Linked DNA regions of Homo sapiens: region 1 is linked to region 2. A link is a loop called in an ENCODE intact Hi-C map of the cell type or tissue named here. Cell type or tissue: PC-9. All regions are shown on one strand. Links, peaks and the distances in the headings refer to the core of each region. The heading gives the core; the rest is flanking DNA.

Region 1 (7,716 bases), core at 1,391-6,390, 230 kb after region 2:
TCTCAGCTCACTGCAACCTCCACCTCCCAGGTTCAAGCAACTCTCCTGCCTCAGCCCCCTAAGTAGCTGGTATTACAGGCTCATGCCACCAAGCCCAGCTAATTTTTTGTATTTTTAGTAGAAACGGGGATTTGCCATGTTGGCCAGGCTGGTCTCAAACTCCTGACCTCAAGTGATCCACCCACCTCAGCCTCCCAAAGGGCTGGTATTACAGGCATAAGCCACCGCACCCAACCGGAAAGAGCTTTTTATAGTGATTTACTGATCAGTGAATTTGTCACCTAAAAACACTCCAGAGGTGTGGGTGATGGTTTTGGTGAGATGGGGAGAGGTTCTGAGTCAAGAGCGGCAGTCTTATGCTTAGAGCAGTCAGGGCTGTTACTCCAGCGCCAGGTGTCCCCTGGCCACACCCTCCTGTCCTGCCCTCTCGGCTGCCTCACCCCAGAAGGCAGCTGTGTGGTGCTGACTGAGATGCGGCTGTGGATGCAGCTGAAGGCTGCCAACATTCAAATGCCTTCCCTGCTGGCTGCTCAGAAAGTGCCGGACAAAGGAGAGGGAGATGATACAGACACATTTCTTAGAAATCTGTAAACCTGTATTTGCCTGTGTGCTACACTAAATATTGTATACAATGAAGGGGGCCTTGCACTTTGAGGGGATTCCTCTCATGTTTCAGAATGTTAATGATAAGAAAATGTATTCTTACATTATTTTTCTATGCCTGTACTATATCTTGGAAAGTAAGCAATTGAGGTGATTTTTTTATACTGCAGACCCATTAAAAATAATTGAAATATATCTTTTGATTATTTTCTTCTGCTTATTTTTATTTATTTATTTATTTTTGAGACAAGATCTTGCTCTTTTACCCAGGCTGGAGTGCAGTGGTGCAATCTCGGTTTACTGCAGCCTTGATCTCCTGGGCTCAAGCAATCCTCCTGCCTCAGCCTCCTGAGGAGCTGGATTACAGGAGTGCACCACCACATCTGGCTAATTTTTCTTTTCTTTCTTTCTCTCTTTTTTTTTTTTTTGTAGGGACGGGGTCTCAGTATGCTGCTCAAGCTGGTCTCGTACTCCTAGGCTCAAGAGATCTCCCTTCCTTGGCCTCCCAAAGTGCTGGGATTACAGGCACGAACCACTGCACTGGGCCTATTTTCTTGACTGTGAGTAATACATGTACCATTTAGAAAGAATCACCTTATTAATATTGCTATAGACCTTCTTACTTATGTACCTTTACATGAAAATATATTGTGTTAAAAATAATTAGATCATACCATAACCATAATGTTTTGAAACTTTATTTTACTAAAAAATATATCATGAATGTAGTTCAATGACAGTCAACAGATGTACATCATCATCATCAATCTTAATATTACATAGTTTTCTATTTTATGGAGTAGTATAATTTGATCAGTTTCTATTTTAAGACTTTAGATGGTTTCTAATTTTTGTCTTAATAAACCACATTTGATAAATATATTTTTATAATACCTCTGCTTTCTTGTCTGATCACTGTTTTAGGAAAATTTCTTAGAAGTATAATCTTTACATGATTTTTCACTCATAGCCACTCTTTCATCTAGAAAAACTCTACCAATTTATACTCCACCCCACCCCCAACAGGAATGGCATAAAAGTCTATTTAAAATAATTTTAAATTTGTTTTTATTAAATATTAAATACATACAAATAATATTTCTAATGTGAAGGACGTAAAGAATACACAGATATTTATCTGTGAACCCACCATCTAGCTTCAGAGCTAGAATATCACCAGTCTCCTAGAAGCCCCCCTGTGCCTTCTCTGACCCCATCCCTGCACTCCTCCTCCTCAGAAGAAGAATCCACTTTCCTAAACTGTGTCTCTACCAGTTCCTTGCTTTTAGTTAGTTTTACCACATATGCTTGTATCCTTTAACAATATGTGCCTTAGTTCTGCATATTTTTCCTTTATAGAAATTAAATTGTACTTATGTATTCTTTTATAACTTGCTTTAAAAAATTTGTAAATGAAGTATGTCACACATTCAAATGCCTTCCCTGCTGGCAGCTCAGAAAGTGCTGGACAAAGGAGAAGGAGATGATACCAGACCCATTTCTTAGAAATCTGTAAACCTGTATTTGCCTGCGTGCTACACTAAATATTGTATACAATGAAGGGGGCCTTGCATTTTGAGGGGCTTCCTCTCATGTTTCAGAATGTTAATGATAAGAAAATGTATTCTTACATTATTTTTCTATGCCTCTAATATATCTTGGAAAGTAAGCAATTGAGGTGATTTTTCTTATACTGCAGACCTATTAAAAATAATTGAAATATATCTTTTGATTATTTTCGTTTAATTTTTTTAGAGAAGTGCATGTATATTAAGTTCAGCGTGGTGCATTTTCTGAGGGAGCACATGCCTAGATCAAGACACAAAACATTACTAGCACCCCAGAAACCCTTTTGACTCCCTCCCAGTTACTGTCTTTGTCTGAAAGGAACCACTATTCTGACTTCTAACACCATACAATTTATACAAATGGAATTAGAGTGACTGACTTCACACGCTCAACTTTATGTTCATGCCTCTTGCTATATGTAGCTACAATTCACTCATTTTTACCACTGTATAGTGTTCTATTATACAAATATATAATTTATATATCTATGTATCTATTGATGGATATTTGGGTTTCTTCCAGCATTTGCTCTTATAAACAGGGGTGTTCTAAGCATTCTCCTATGTGTCTTCTTATGCCCAGGTGCAAAGGTTTCTTTAGGAGAAACTAGGAATGGAACTGCAGGGTCATAGAATATAGTTATTGTTTGCTTTAGAACACGAACTCACCACTTACCACTCAATGTCATACATGAACTCACCACTTACCACTAAAAAAAAATTGGCCAATCTAATAGGTAAAAATTAAATTCATTGCTTAAATTTGCATTTTTAAATTATATTTATTTCACTATTACTTTTTTTTTTTTTTTAACTCCTGGACTTAAGCAATTCCTCCCATCTCAGCCTCCCGAGTAGCTGGGACTACAGGCAGGCCCACTGCTCATAGCTACATTATTACATTTTTTTTTTTAGCTGTTCATTGGTCATTTTTATTTTTTCTTTTGTGGATTCTTTGTGTTCTCAATTTCCCATGCTAGTTGCTGATCTTTTTCTTAATGATTTGTAAATGCCTTTATATATTAAGGATATTACTCTGATATCTATTATGAATGCTGCAAATATATTCCCTATAATTTATTCTATCTTAGAGTTTGGCTTATGATACTTTTTGCCATTTAATGTTTTATTTCTTTCCCCTGGGATGTGCAAACTCCAGAGAAATGGGGTCAGTGCTCCCCCATTTCAAGTTTTAAATTAAAATTTTTGTCCAATTAGTGCCATCATTCTTTTTTTCTTACAGGCTCTGCCCTTTCTGCTGTTGGAAGCAGGTTTAAACATGCTTTTCTACTCCAGGATGACGCATTTGTTAAGGTGACTTTTTATTTTTCATATTTACTGAGTAACTGGTTTTCCCAAGTTGCTGTCCAGAGATAGCAGTGGCTGGGTCAGGGTGTGACCTGCTATGCAGACTTTAGAAGCAGAAGTGATGATGCAGCTTCTGTTATCTGGAGATCTGTTTTCATCACACAGAGGATGATAAGTGAATTCACTTGTGTGCTAAGGCCAGTCCTTTGCTTCTTATGCAAAGGATGTGGAAATAATAGTCCTTTCTCCCTAGAACCCAGCAGGTAGGCTGGGCTCATTACAACAGGGAAATTTCACCAAAGCAAGAACACCTGAGGGACAAAACTGGCCTGCCAAGACCAACCAAATGAACTCTCCAGCAATTGCCTGGCATGGGCTCCCCTCCCACAGGGGTTGCTGATTGCTCAGGCTTTTATAATTCTTGAGCCCTGTTCCAAGGAGTTTTTGTGGTTTAAATCAATATGCTTCTGGGAATAAGTGCCCTTATTATTTCCTCGTTCACATTATTTGCTGTGCTCTTATAGCACCCTGACATAATATTCTTTGTGCTGCAGTACAATAACAGTCCTTTCAGGAATCTCTAACAGCTTTCTAATTAGGACCTACAACCTCACGACAGATGGAGAACATGAAGCCCAGAGACAGGGATGGTGAGGCTTCACCTTGGTCACAAAAGAGCCAAGCTTCAGGGCCTATGGGCTACACTGCTTATCTAGCAGTGATTGCAGAATTATAAGGCTGCTTCAGGGCATGGCAGGGAATGCTGGATCCTTTGCAGTAAGGCTTAGGGGCACCCGCTATTGAACTAGCCTCTGCCATTTCTAGCCACACCCAGGAATCGGTTGAGCAATAGCTCTTGTGTTTACAGCCACTTCTCAGTGGCAAGGCTCAGACCGGAAACTGCATGAAGGCTAGGTAATTTGACACTGAATTTTGCGTTAAATAGTTAAACTTTCTTGATTACCTACCATGTGCCAGCCACCATGTTGAGCACCAGGAAGGCAAAGATGAACTCCCAATCCCTCCCTTTGGATATTTACAGTCTAGAAGAGGAGACAGATCTGTGAGCAGAACATTATAAAGTTATCAGAAGCCGGGTGCTTTACTAGAGAGTAGAACAGAAGGCCAGTAGTACTCAGCCCCGGGGCCTTCAGTGTTCTTCCTGCTTCCTGGAAAGGAGGACTTTTGACTTGGGTAAATCATAGGAGATGGGCTGGAGCTTGCTGGGCAGAGTTGGGAGAGAAGTGCGTTGCATGCTGAGAGCCAAGCACCGACAAAGGCCCAGAGACGTGCAATGTACTGGGGTTCAGGGAGCAATGAGAAAGTCAGCATGTCCAAAGTGGCCATGGTCATCCCACTGTTCTTTCTCTTGTCTATTATTACAACAAAAATCTCTCTGTCTATGCTCAATATTTTATTTCGGATGTTGAAAAGGCTGAACATTGTTTTTGTCTTTGCCTTGTTGCTTTAACCCTTCATTTCTCCTCAGGGACTTGTGGGTGCCTCTGAGGAGGGAAAGGTCACGTATCTTTCCTGAAAAAAAAGCACAAAGATGAATATCTCACTGCAGTATGAGGACACAAGGTGGGGCAGTTCAGGGAATTTGGGGCAGGAACCCAGCTGGGCTTTCTTTTACCATCTTTACAGCAGAAAACATGGCCTTGGAAAGCTTCCAAGGTTACCTGTCCAGATCCAGTCATCCAGAGGGAGGTCCTGTGGTTCAAAGCTTGTTGCAGAATCCATAGATGAAAACACATGGCAGGTAGGGGTGTGAGGGGAAAACACGAGCTGGCAAGCAACCTAACACACGGCCCACGTAGGAGCAGAAGCCTCAGATTTGAGCTTTAGGAATTGGGTTCACAGCTGGCTCTGGAATCAGGCTGGACTGCAGTGGTGGGAAACCAAAGGCCACCTCTGGCTTCCTTTCTTTGCCTTTTTTTTTTTTTTTTGAAATGGAGTCTTGCTCTGTCACCCAAGCTGGAGTGCAATGGCGCCATCTCAGCTCACTGTAGCCTCCACCTCCCAGGTCCAAATGATTCTCCTGCCTCAGCCTCCCGAATAGCTGGGATTACAGGCACGTACCACCATGCCCGGCTAATTTTGTATTTTTAGTAGAGATGGGGTTTCACCATGTTGGCCAGGCTGGTCTCAAACTCCCGACCTCAAATGATCTGCCCACCTCAGCCTCCCAAAGTGCTGAGATTATAGATGTGAGCCACTGTGCCCAGCCTCTTTGTCTTTGTTTTCCCTGGTGTCTTCCTTGCTCACTCCACCTTCCACAGGGTCTTCCAGGTTTCATATACCTCCTTAGTCAACACAAATAATGTGTGTCCTGCTCAAGTCTCCCTCAGTGCCACTTGGACACCTCAGCTAGACCTTGGCACCACGGACACTCACTGAGTACCCTGACATAGGTGACAACATCTGGGAGCTTCCTGGGGGCAGGGACTCTGTCCCTGCTACACATATACATGATGATTTGCACATAGTAGATAGTCTAGGAAAAAGAAGGGCCAGGAGGGAGGAAAGATGGACAGGGAAGAACCTAGCTGGAAACTGAAACCCCAGCCATCCAAAGCAACAACATATTCTAAATTCTGACCAAGAGGAGGCTGCTGCTGGAGGAGGGTGAGAATGACTAGGAGGAAAGAGATAGATAAGTACTCTTAAAAAAAATTAAAAAAATTAAAACTTTCTTGCAAGTTTTAGTCACTGCCCACTCCCTCCTACCTCAGCCCTCAGTTCAGAGCCTCAGCTGCACTTGAGGCCCACGGTGAGCCTCTGTGATACTAGCAGGCCCTGCTCCAGCCTCTCCACTGCTCAGAGCTCAGACAGCTTGCCTCTCTGCCTCAGTCTCCGAGGCGAACACTGGGGATGGCCAGCAGGCAGATCAGCCAGGATTGCTTCAAGCCAGGGTGAGAACCAGGGCTGGAGGCCAGAATAGCCAGGGAGCTGATGGGAGGCATGGGGCAGTGGAGGGAGCTGGCTGCTCCTGGCAGGACATGGTAACATTAGCCTCCATTTGTCTACAGTGCCTCCGACCCCAGGGCCATGCAGCTAGACTGCTTCACACAGATGGATTGGGATACGGGCTATGGAGGAATACTGAGTATTGTGTCTGGCTAGAAATCAGGACATGGAAGGACGAACAGGTTTTTCACGGATGGAGGGAAGAGTGTTCAGACAGAGGGAAAATATGAGCAAAGCCACAAAGGTAAGATAGTGCAAACTGAGCTCATGGAATGCCCAGGGTGCCAGTTTTACTGCGGGCTGGGATACACACAGAGGGCCGTAGAAAAGAGAGGTCTGGGCCGGGTGCAGTGGCTCACGCCTGTAATCCCAGCACTTTGGGAGGCCGAGGCGGGCAGATCACGAGGTCAGGAGATCGAGACCATCCTGGCTAACACGGTGAAACCCCGTCTCTACTAAAAATACAAAAAATTAGCCGGGCGTGGTGGCAGGCGCCTGTAGTCCCAGCTACTCGGGAGGCTGAGGCAGGAGAATGGCATGAACCCGGGAGGCGGAGCTTGCGGTGAGCCGAGACTGCGCCACTGCACTCCAGCCTGGGCGACAGAGCGAGACTCCGTCTCAAAAAAAAAAAAAGAAAAGAGAGGTCTGGCTGCTAGGCCTGTGTCTAATTGTGGAGGATCTTCAATGATATATTGAAGAATGTGCACTGTATTGGGAACCCAGTTTTGTTTTTTTTTTTTTAACAAGAAGAGTGAATTGCAGCTGGCGCGGGGGCTCACATATGTAATCCCAGCACTTTGGGAGGCCAAGGTGGGTGGATTGCTTGAGCCCAAAAGTTTGAGACCAGCCTGGGCAACGTGGTGAAACCCCGCCTCTACAAAAAAATACAAAAAATTAGCCCGATGTGGTGGCACGCGCCTGTAATCCCAGCTACCCAGGAAGCTGAGGTGGGGGATCCCTTGAACCCAGGAGGTCAGGGCTGCAGTGAGCTGTGATCGTGCCACTGCACTCCAGCCTGGGCAACAGAGTAAGACTCTGTCTAGATTTAAAAAAAAAAAAAAAGAAGAATGAATTGGGAAGCAATGGTAAGAAAGGTTCACTCAGAGGAGACTGAAACTAGCAGCAAGGAAATTAGGAAGTGAAAGCAATATTCCAGGAAGACATAATGAGGTTGTGAACTAGGATGATGGTAGTGGGAAAAGAAAGAAAGCACGTTGTGAAGAACAGCACCCCGTTCCCCAAAAGTAGGACAGCTCCTCTCCCTGCA
Region 2 (7,716 bases), core at 943-5,942:
CAGAGTGAAGACCTAACTTAAGGAGGCCTTGGAGCCTGTCAAGCATACAATGATTCAGGTCTGTACCGGGCTGTGGCACTGCCTTCACTCCCCTCCACCCTGGGCAGAGGCAGAGGGCAGGAGAATCTGGTGAGCTGAGGCCACATGTCCACCTGGTGTGGCTGGTGTGGTCCACACAGCTGGAATGATAAAAGCACCGCACTCATCCGTGCCAGGCCCGGTGCTACTCATGCTTCTCCTTCACTCTTCACCACATTCCCAGGACTGAAGCATTGGTTTATTCCCATTTTCCAAAAAAGGAAACTGAGGCTCATAGTGTTTAAGCCTCAAGCCTCAGGCCACCATGAATACTTCTCATCTGCAAAAGAGAACACCCAAATGTGCCCACCCACCCTACAGATTCTTGGAGGTCTGGCTCACTTATCTCCAAGAAAGCCCCCTCTGGACCATCCAGAAGCCACGAGATGGTAACAGTGCTTCCTCTGCAGGGGCTCTGATCGACCTTGGGTCTGCAAGGGGTAGCAGTCAGGGGTCACCTGAGCCTAGCTCAGTGGGTGTGCTCCTCACACTGCATGACCGCATGCTGTGGGTGGGCCTGTGCACATGTGTGTTTGTGCACACAGAGGAAACGAGTGTAGGCGGGGATCAAGGTCATTTTTACAAACAGAAAAGCTGCAGCATCTCCATAACTCAGCTTGTGGGCTAGACAGTCACCACAGAAAAAAGGAAGCCAGACCAAAACTGAACCACTGGACTACTGCAAGCCCGCCCCAGCAGGGAGCCAGTGCAGGACCCCTGTGAGAAATGGGAACTCTGTACTATCTTTATAGCTTTTCTATAAATCTAAAACTCTTCAAAAATAAAGCATTTATTAACAACAATGACAACAAAAGCATTGACTAAGCTCTGTGAACTGAGAATTTTGTTCTTTACCAAATGGGGATTTCTAACACATCTTTTCAAGTGGTTTGGCAGCATCTTGGAGCTTCCCATTGCTAACAGCGTGCTAATGACAACTGCCCTTAAAGGAGGCCTCCTGCAGAGCGCCCGCTGCCCCCGTGACCCTCCTCCAGCTGTCTGTGAGATAAGAGTAGTGATAACATAGCTGCTCTTGGAGGAGCATTGTGTGACGGCCAAGGCCCAGAGGCCCCGAAGAGGAGGCACTGTTACCATCTCTATTTTACAGATGAGGAAACCCAGGCTCTAGAGGGTGAGAAAATGCCAGAGCTGGACCTACAGTTCTGCCTGATTCCAAAGTTCAAATCTTAACCACTGCTAAAGAAATAAAGCGGTATATATACATATATACATATACACACACACACATACATACATACATACATATGTATATATATATATATACACACACATATACATGCATACATATATATATATATATATATATTTTTTTTTTAATTGAGACACGGTCTCACTCTGTTGCCCAGGCTGGAGTGCAATGGTGCAATCATAGTTCACTGCAGCCTCAAACTCCTATACTCAAGCAATCCTCCCACTTCAGCCTCCTGAATAATTGTGATCACAGGCACACACCACCATGCCCAGCTAACTTTTTATTTTATTTTATTTTTGTAGAGGCAGGCTCTCGTTATGTTGCCCAGGCTGGACTCAAACTCGTGAGCTCAAGCAATGCTTCTACCTTGGCCTCTCAGAGTGCTGGGATTACAGGTGTGAGCCACCATGCCTGGCCTCATATATTTTATAAATATGAAGGCTCTCTGTACCTCATCCCAAAGGGTGTGGTTTATTACCATCTCTCAGGATTTTACACACTCAGGAAACCCACATACTTCGAGTTCTAGGAACCAAACCCATAGGCCAGAATATGGCTGCCCTCCAAAAAGTACTGTGTGCAGTCTTTGTTGTGAAGTGCCTTCTCAGGGTGGCCCCAAGGTTTTCCCAGACTCTTCCATATTGGTGAGGTTCTGTGTGTCTCCAGGGCTGTCAGAGCCCTCATGCCTCAGCCATCCCTGTAAGGGCAGGAGGACAGGCACAGACAGGTAGACACTGACTCCCTTTCTACCTAGGTCACATGGCACATGGCAGGGCAGACAGGACCACATCCAGACCAGGGCTGTGGTCACCAGGGAAGTCCATTAAACCACTGCATTATGTGACATTCTCTAGAAGGCACCTGGGCAGGGAGGCCAGGGCAACTTAGGTTTAGGGCCAGGTTAACTGCCATGGCTTTTGGGGAGAGAAAGTGACCTAAAATATATAGATACAGGAATTTAATACAAATATGACAGCACACACTTGAATATGATTTGTAGGTTCTGACAACTCAGATGAACCTGGCTTTTCATGAAATCAGCGCTAACCAAAGCGGGCATGTATAGCAATGGGAGCCCTTTCCTTCATCCCAACCTAGATCATTCCCTAATCCCTTTTCTATCCCATCCCACTCAGAACTCAGCTCTCAAGAAGCTCAGTTTCATGATGACCTTGAATTTAATCTACCTTCCCTCGGTGCTTTAAGAGTATTTTTTCTACACTAGATTGATTTACAATGCCTTGTTTGTTTCTTTGTAAGCATTCTTGAGCCTTTCTCAGGCGTCTATGTCAAGGCTTTACCTAAACTAATTGTATTGGGCCACAGCTGTGCACAGGGTAACCAAGAATTCTGGTCTCCCTGGGACCATCCCAGGTTTCAAGTCTGGGCAAACCTCTCAGCCCCAAGAAAACCAAGAGGGTTGGTCAGCTTAGCTATGAAGCTCCTCTTCAGAAGCCTTTCCAGCTGGTCATAGCTAGAGCAGTATTGTCAGTAAGTGGTGTAGACCCTCACATGTGGTCCTTGGAGAGCAACAAGGTGTCCCCTGGGAGCTTATTAGACATGCAGACTCTCAGGCCCCACCCGGCCCTGCTCATCAGAATCTGCTCTTCAGCACAGTCCCTGGGGGCTCCTATGCTTGTCACAGTGGAGAACAGCTGTGCTGGTGGGGAGACTTCCTGCTGAGAAACACAGTGTGGATGACATCTGCTTTTGAGGCACACTTCCAGGGGAGTCCCCCATTTGAACTTAGCCCAAAGCTTTTGGGAAGCCAGTAAAGCACTAGACTAGACCAATTTGAAACCATCCTAACTGGGGCAGAGATCAGTGATAGTCTCCAACAAGGCTCAGGAGGGCTGCAGGCATGTAGGGCACCCAGCAGAGCCCCCACACAGGCCTTTTCTCTCTGAGAATGCAAGGGAAAGAGAGGAATGGCCTCATATCTGCTCTAATTATACATACATATATATATATGTGTGTGTGTGTATCTCTATATATACACATTATATTATATATATACATTATATTTTTTATATGTGTGTGTATATATATATATATATATATATATGAAATTTTTTTTTTTTGAGACAAGATCTCAGTGTTGCCTAGGCTGGAGTGCTGTGGAGCAATCACAGCTCACTGCAGCCTTGACCTCCAGGCTCAAGCAATCCTCCCACCTCAGCCTCTCCAGTAGCTGGGACTACAGGCACTCGTTGCTAGGCCTGGCTAATTCGCTTTTATTTTTAGTAGCGACGGGGTCTCACCATGTTGCCCAGACTGGTCTCAAGCTCCAGAGCTCAAGTGATCCTCCTGCCTCAGCCTCCCAGAGTGCTGGGATTACAGGCGTGAGCCACTGCCACGGGCCTCTAATTTGCATATAATGACAAATGATTCACAGGTGTTGGCACCTTAACTATTGTTAGCTAGAAGTTATTTTTGACACCTCATTTCTGATCTTAATACCCTGCAGTTCTCAACTTGGGTGTTTATCAGAAGCTCTATAGAGCTTGTTGTTGTTGTTTTAAAATGCCTGGGGCACACCTCATACTTCCTGATTCAGGGTCTGTGGTGAGGGTCCAGGTTTCTGTAATTTGGGGATGTCCCCGGGTGGTTCTGAGGGGCACCCAGGGACAAGGCCACCAGGAGAGGATCCTGCGCCGCGTTCAGCCCTGGCCTCTCGCTGCCATGCTGCCTGTAACCAGGTGGGGGCGCCCTCTCCCTCCTGGAGCTGAAGGGACAGCGCCGCCGCTCACCTACCTGGACCCGCACGCTCTTTTTTGCAGAGGGAGGGAGGTGTGGTTTATGAGTCTGGACTCCGGAGAACTCAAACCCTCGGGAGGCCTAGAGACTGCGCAGTGTCCGGATATAGAAATATTGACCCCGTTACTGAAACAGTAACAGCAGACTGCAGCTTTTCATGCACAGAGATGTTCCCGAAGGTGCCACGGGGCCTGTTGGCCCAGGCCTGGGAGTGCTTTCTCAGAGCCCTTCACTCTGCACTTCAGTTTCCGCCCCCCGCCCCCCGTCCCCCGCCCGCTATGACTTGACTTTGAGAAGAGCTCAGGTGAGGTGAAGGCTCAGTGCAGGACTGTGGGACTTTTTCTCATAAAGTGTCATGAAAGCTCCTCCTAGGAGCCTTTGTGGACACAGCCTCCCCTACGGTGCCCTTGGGGCTTTAGAGGTGAGCTTCCAGGGGCCGGGCGACCCGCACTCCCTTCCCTCTAGACCAGATGGAACTGAAGGCGCTGCGGCTGAGGAGCTGCCTGTGGAGCACAGAGCGGGGCACAGCGACAGAGAGGGCAGGCAGGGGGCCTGGCTCCAGCCCCGGCTTCCTAGGAAGTTGTGACCCTACGGCCCTCTCGGGACTCAGCTGTCCTTTCCATGTAGGATGGGTTGGTGCAGGTGATCTCCGCCTTGTGCTCTGGCTTCAGCAAGCCGTGATTCCCCGAGTGCTTTCATGTGGAGAAGGGTCCCTGTCCGCTAATGCCCCGGCAGAGAATACACGCAGGGCACATGCGTGCAAACAGACTTAGGACCCAGGTTCTGAGGAGTACGTTCCGGAAAGCTCATCTGCCCTTCTTCCCTGCTGGAGGCACAGGCCACTCCCACCCCAGCAATGGTCCCAACACTGGGGACTCTCACCCATCAATGTCCTTGATGTGCCAGGCACTGTGCAAACTCTTTGCACATGAATCTCACTCCACCCTTCCCACAACTCCATGAGGAAGTATCACTATCCCCATTTTGTTTTATCTTAGTTTTAGAAGACAATTTTTATGTCAGTTTAAGCTATCAAATGTACCAGGTCTGCTGAAATGTATAATTTTTGCCTTTTTCCCTGTTGGACTAAAATAGGGCCAATTGTGTCACCATTTGGCTTATAAAGTATCAAGCATTTTTCCATTAAGAATGAACAGATCACCGGGTGTGGTGGCTCATGACTGTAATCCCAGCACTTTGGGAGGCAGAGGTGGGCGGATCACAAGGTCAGGAGTTCGAGACCAGCCTGGCCAATATGGTGAAGCCCTGTCTCTACTAAAAATACAACAATTTGCCGGGCATGGTGGCGTGCACCAGTAGTCCCAGCTACTCGGGAGGCTGAGGCAGAAGAATTGCTTGAACCTGGAAGGCAGAGATTACAGTGAGCCCAGATCGCGCCACTGCACTTCAGCCTGGGTGACAGAGCAAGACCCTGTCTCAATAAGAAAAGAAAGAAAGAAGGAAGGAAGGAAGGAAGGAAGGAAGGAAGGAAGGAAGGAAGGAAAGAAGAAGAAGAAAAAAGAAAAGAAAAGAAAAAAAGAATGAACAGATCTCCCCAGCACTTTGGGAGGCCCAGGCAGGAGAATCGCTTGACCCCAGGAGTCCGAGACCAATCTGGGCAACATAGTGAGACCCTGTCTCTACAAAAAAAGTTTAAAATTAGCTGGATGGGGTAGCACATGCCTGTGGTCCCAGCTACTCAGGGGAGCTGAGGAAGGAGGATCTCTTGAGCCTAGAAGGTCCAGGCTGCAGTGAGCCAAGATTGCACCACTGCACGGCACTCCAGCCTGAGAGATAGATCGAGACTCTGTCTCAAAAAAAAAAAAAAAAAAAAAAAAAAGATGAACAGATCTCAAGGTGGGACCAAATTAAGATTGGATTTTAAATCATCACCAAGTATTTAACACCTCTTTATCACATAACTGATTACCCTTAGAGGAAACTGAACTCTTCTAGAACATCAGTTACAGGCATGATTCAGTGTGACAGTGCATCGCAAAACAATGAATTCTAGGGTTTTTTGGTTGGGTTTGGTTGTTTGGCTGGTTGGTTTTTGTTTAGTTTTGTTTAGTTTTGTTTTGTGGGATTGGTTGTTTTGTCTGGTTTTGTTTGTCAAAAATTCTGGACATAAATGGCTCAAGATTTTGCTTAAAACTGCTGGAGCATCATCAATATATATTATTTCAAACTGCACCCTCACCTGCCCCACCCACCCTTCAGCCTCTGGGAATGGGAGTTGGGTGCTGGATTTTGAGGTCTGTGAAAACTCTTGAACAGTGAGATCTGATGAGCTTCTAGACTACAGAACACATGGAGGTGCTGGAGGGTGGGTGCCCAGAGAGGACGTGGAAGCCCTACCCCCTGCCCCACCCCTACCTCGCCCTATCCATCTCCCATCTAACTGTTCCTGAGTTGTGTCCTTTATAATAAGCTGGTAAATGTAGTGTTTCTCTGAGATCTGTGGGCCATTGAATCTGTGGGCCATTCTAGCAAATTATTGAGCCCAAGGGAGGGGGCCATTGGAACCGCTAACTTATAGCTGTTTGGTCAGAAATACCTGAGACCCAGACTTGCCATTGGCATCTGCAATGGGGGCAGTCTGGTGGGACTGAGCCCTGAAAGTGTGGGATCTGACAGGAGCTGCAGCTTGATAGTGTCAGAATTAAATTGTAGGACACCCAGTTGGTGTTGGAGAATTGGTCACTGGGGGAAATAACCCAGACCTCTGGTGTCAGAAATGTTGTGTGGGTGTAAAGAAACTGTTTTTCTCATCTACCCAAGACCTTGTTTTCTGGCTAACTCCTACTTGACCTTCAAAACCCAACTCACGGCTCACCTCCTGGGGATCCTTCCCTGATCCCCAAGGTGCGAGGTAGGTGGTGCTCTTACGTGTGTTCCCTGAGCACAAGCACATGTACTTACCTCTGTCAAAGCACGGAAGACACTAAATGGCCATGATCAATTTTTTTTTTTCTCTCTGAGTCTTAGAGAGCAAGACTGTGTCTTAGACAACTTGGGATCCCAACACCTGGAACACAGCTTGGCACATCACAAATGGGTAGTTTTGGTTTGTCAGTTCGATTACCTTGTATAGAGCCAGCGCTTGGAATAGCATGAGGTGTGGAAAGGAGCTGACGTGCTCACCTCATCAGTAAGGCGGCACAGCATGCTGGCACTAGTATGGGCTTTGCAAACAGTCAGACTTGGGTCCAAATCTCTGCTTTACCATAACTCACTAGTTGTGTGCCTCTGGGCAAGTGTTTTAACCTCTCTGAACTTCAGTTGTCTGGACAAGCAACCAGGCGAGTGAATAATGTAACTTGCGATAAGGAGGAGGGAGGAGCAGGTCTGGGGAGGAGGATGTCATTCCTGCAGCCTTCTGACTGGAAACTCCTGTAGACAATGGATAGATGATCTGGGAAGAAGACATTAGAGATCTGGGGTCACCAACAGGTAATGACAGTGGAAGCCACAGAGGTGAGTGAGGAGGAGGTGTCTGGAGGGGCAGGTGGAGGGGAGCCTGCAGGGTAGAGTGAGGTGAGCAGAGGGTCACAGGCGGACAGTCACCAGCGAAACAGAGTGTGCGGGGAGGGGGTCTCTATCTTCATGACTTTGCCAAGCTCCTATTCTGATGAATCTGAAACCAGCTAAATTCTGCAACATTCATT

What was found. A loop is a pair of places that touch in the nucleus more often than their neighbours do. Peaks named below come from ENCODE experiments on the same cell type or tissue, not always from the same donor. Only the 100,000 strongest peaks of a DNase experiment are listed, where the experiment ranks them.
Region 1: it touches region 2 in a loop (4-fold over the local background); 10 of 110 quality-filtered maps call a loop at or near these places.

Annotation. Positions count from the first base shown.
Region 1 is chr1:211,924,849-211,932,564 of GRCh38, forward strand. No RefSeq gene overlaps it. Among named protein-coding and RNA genes, the nearest start is that of LPGAT1-AS1, 98 kb to the left of the region's middle. RefSeq lists an enhancer at 3,494-3,995. In PC-9, for the core only: no CTCF peak of the experiment used is centred there; DNase peaks (open chromatin) are centred at 3,613 and 4,323; H3K27ac peaks cover 2,581 bases.
Region 2 is chr1:211,694,672-211,702,387 of GRCh38, forward strand. No RefSeq gene overlaps it. Among named protein-coding and RNA genes, the nearest start is that of NEK2-DT, 23 kb to the left of the region's middle. RefSeq lists an enhancer at 588-1,087 and a silencer at 4,295-4,354. In PC-9, for the core only: CTCF peaks have their summits at 4,000 (motif pointing right) and 4,199; a DNase peak (open chromatin) is centred at 4,030.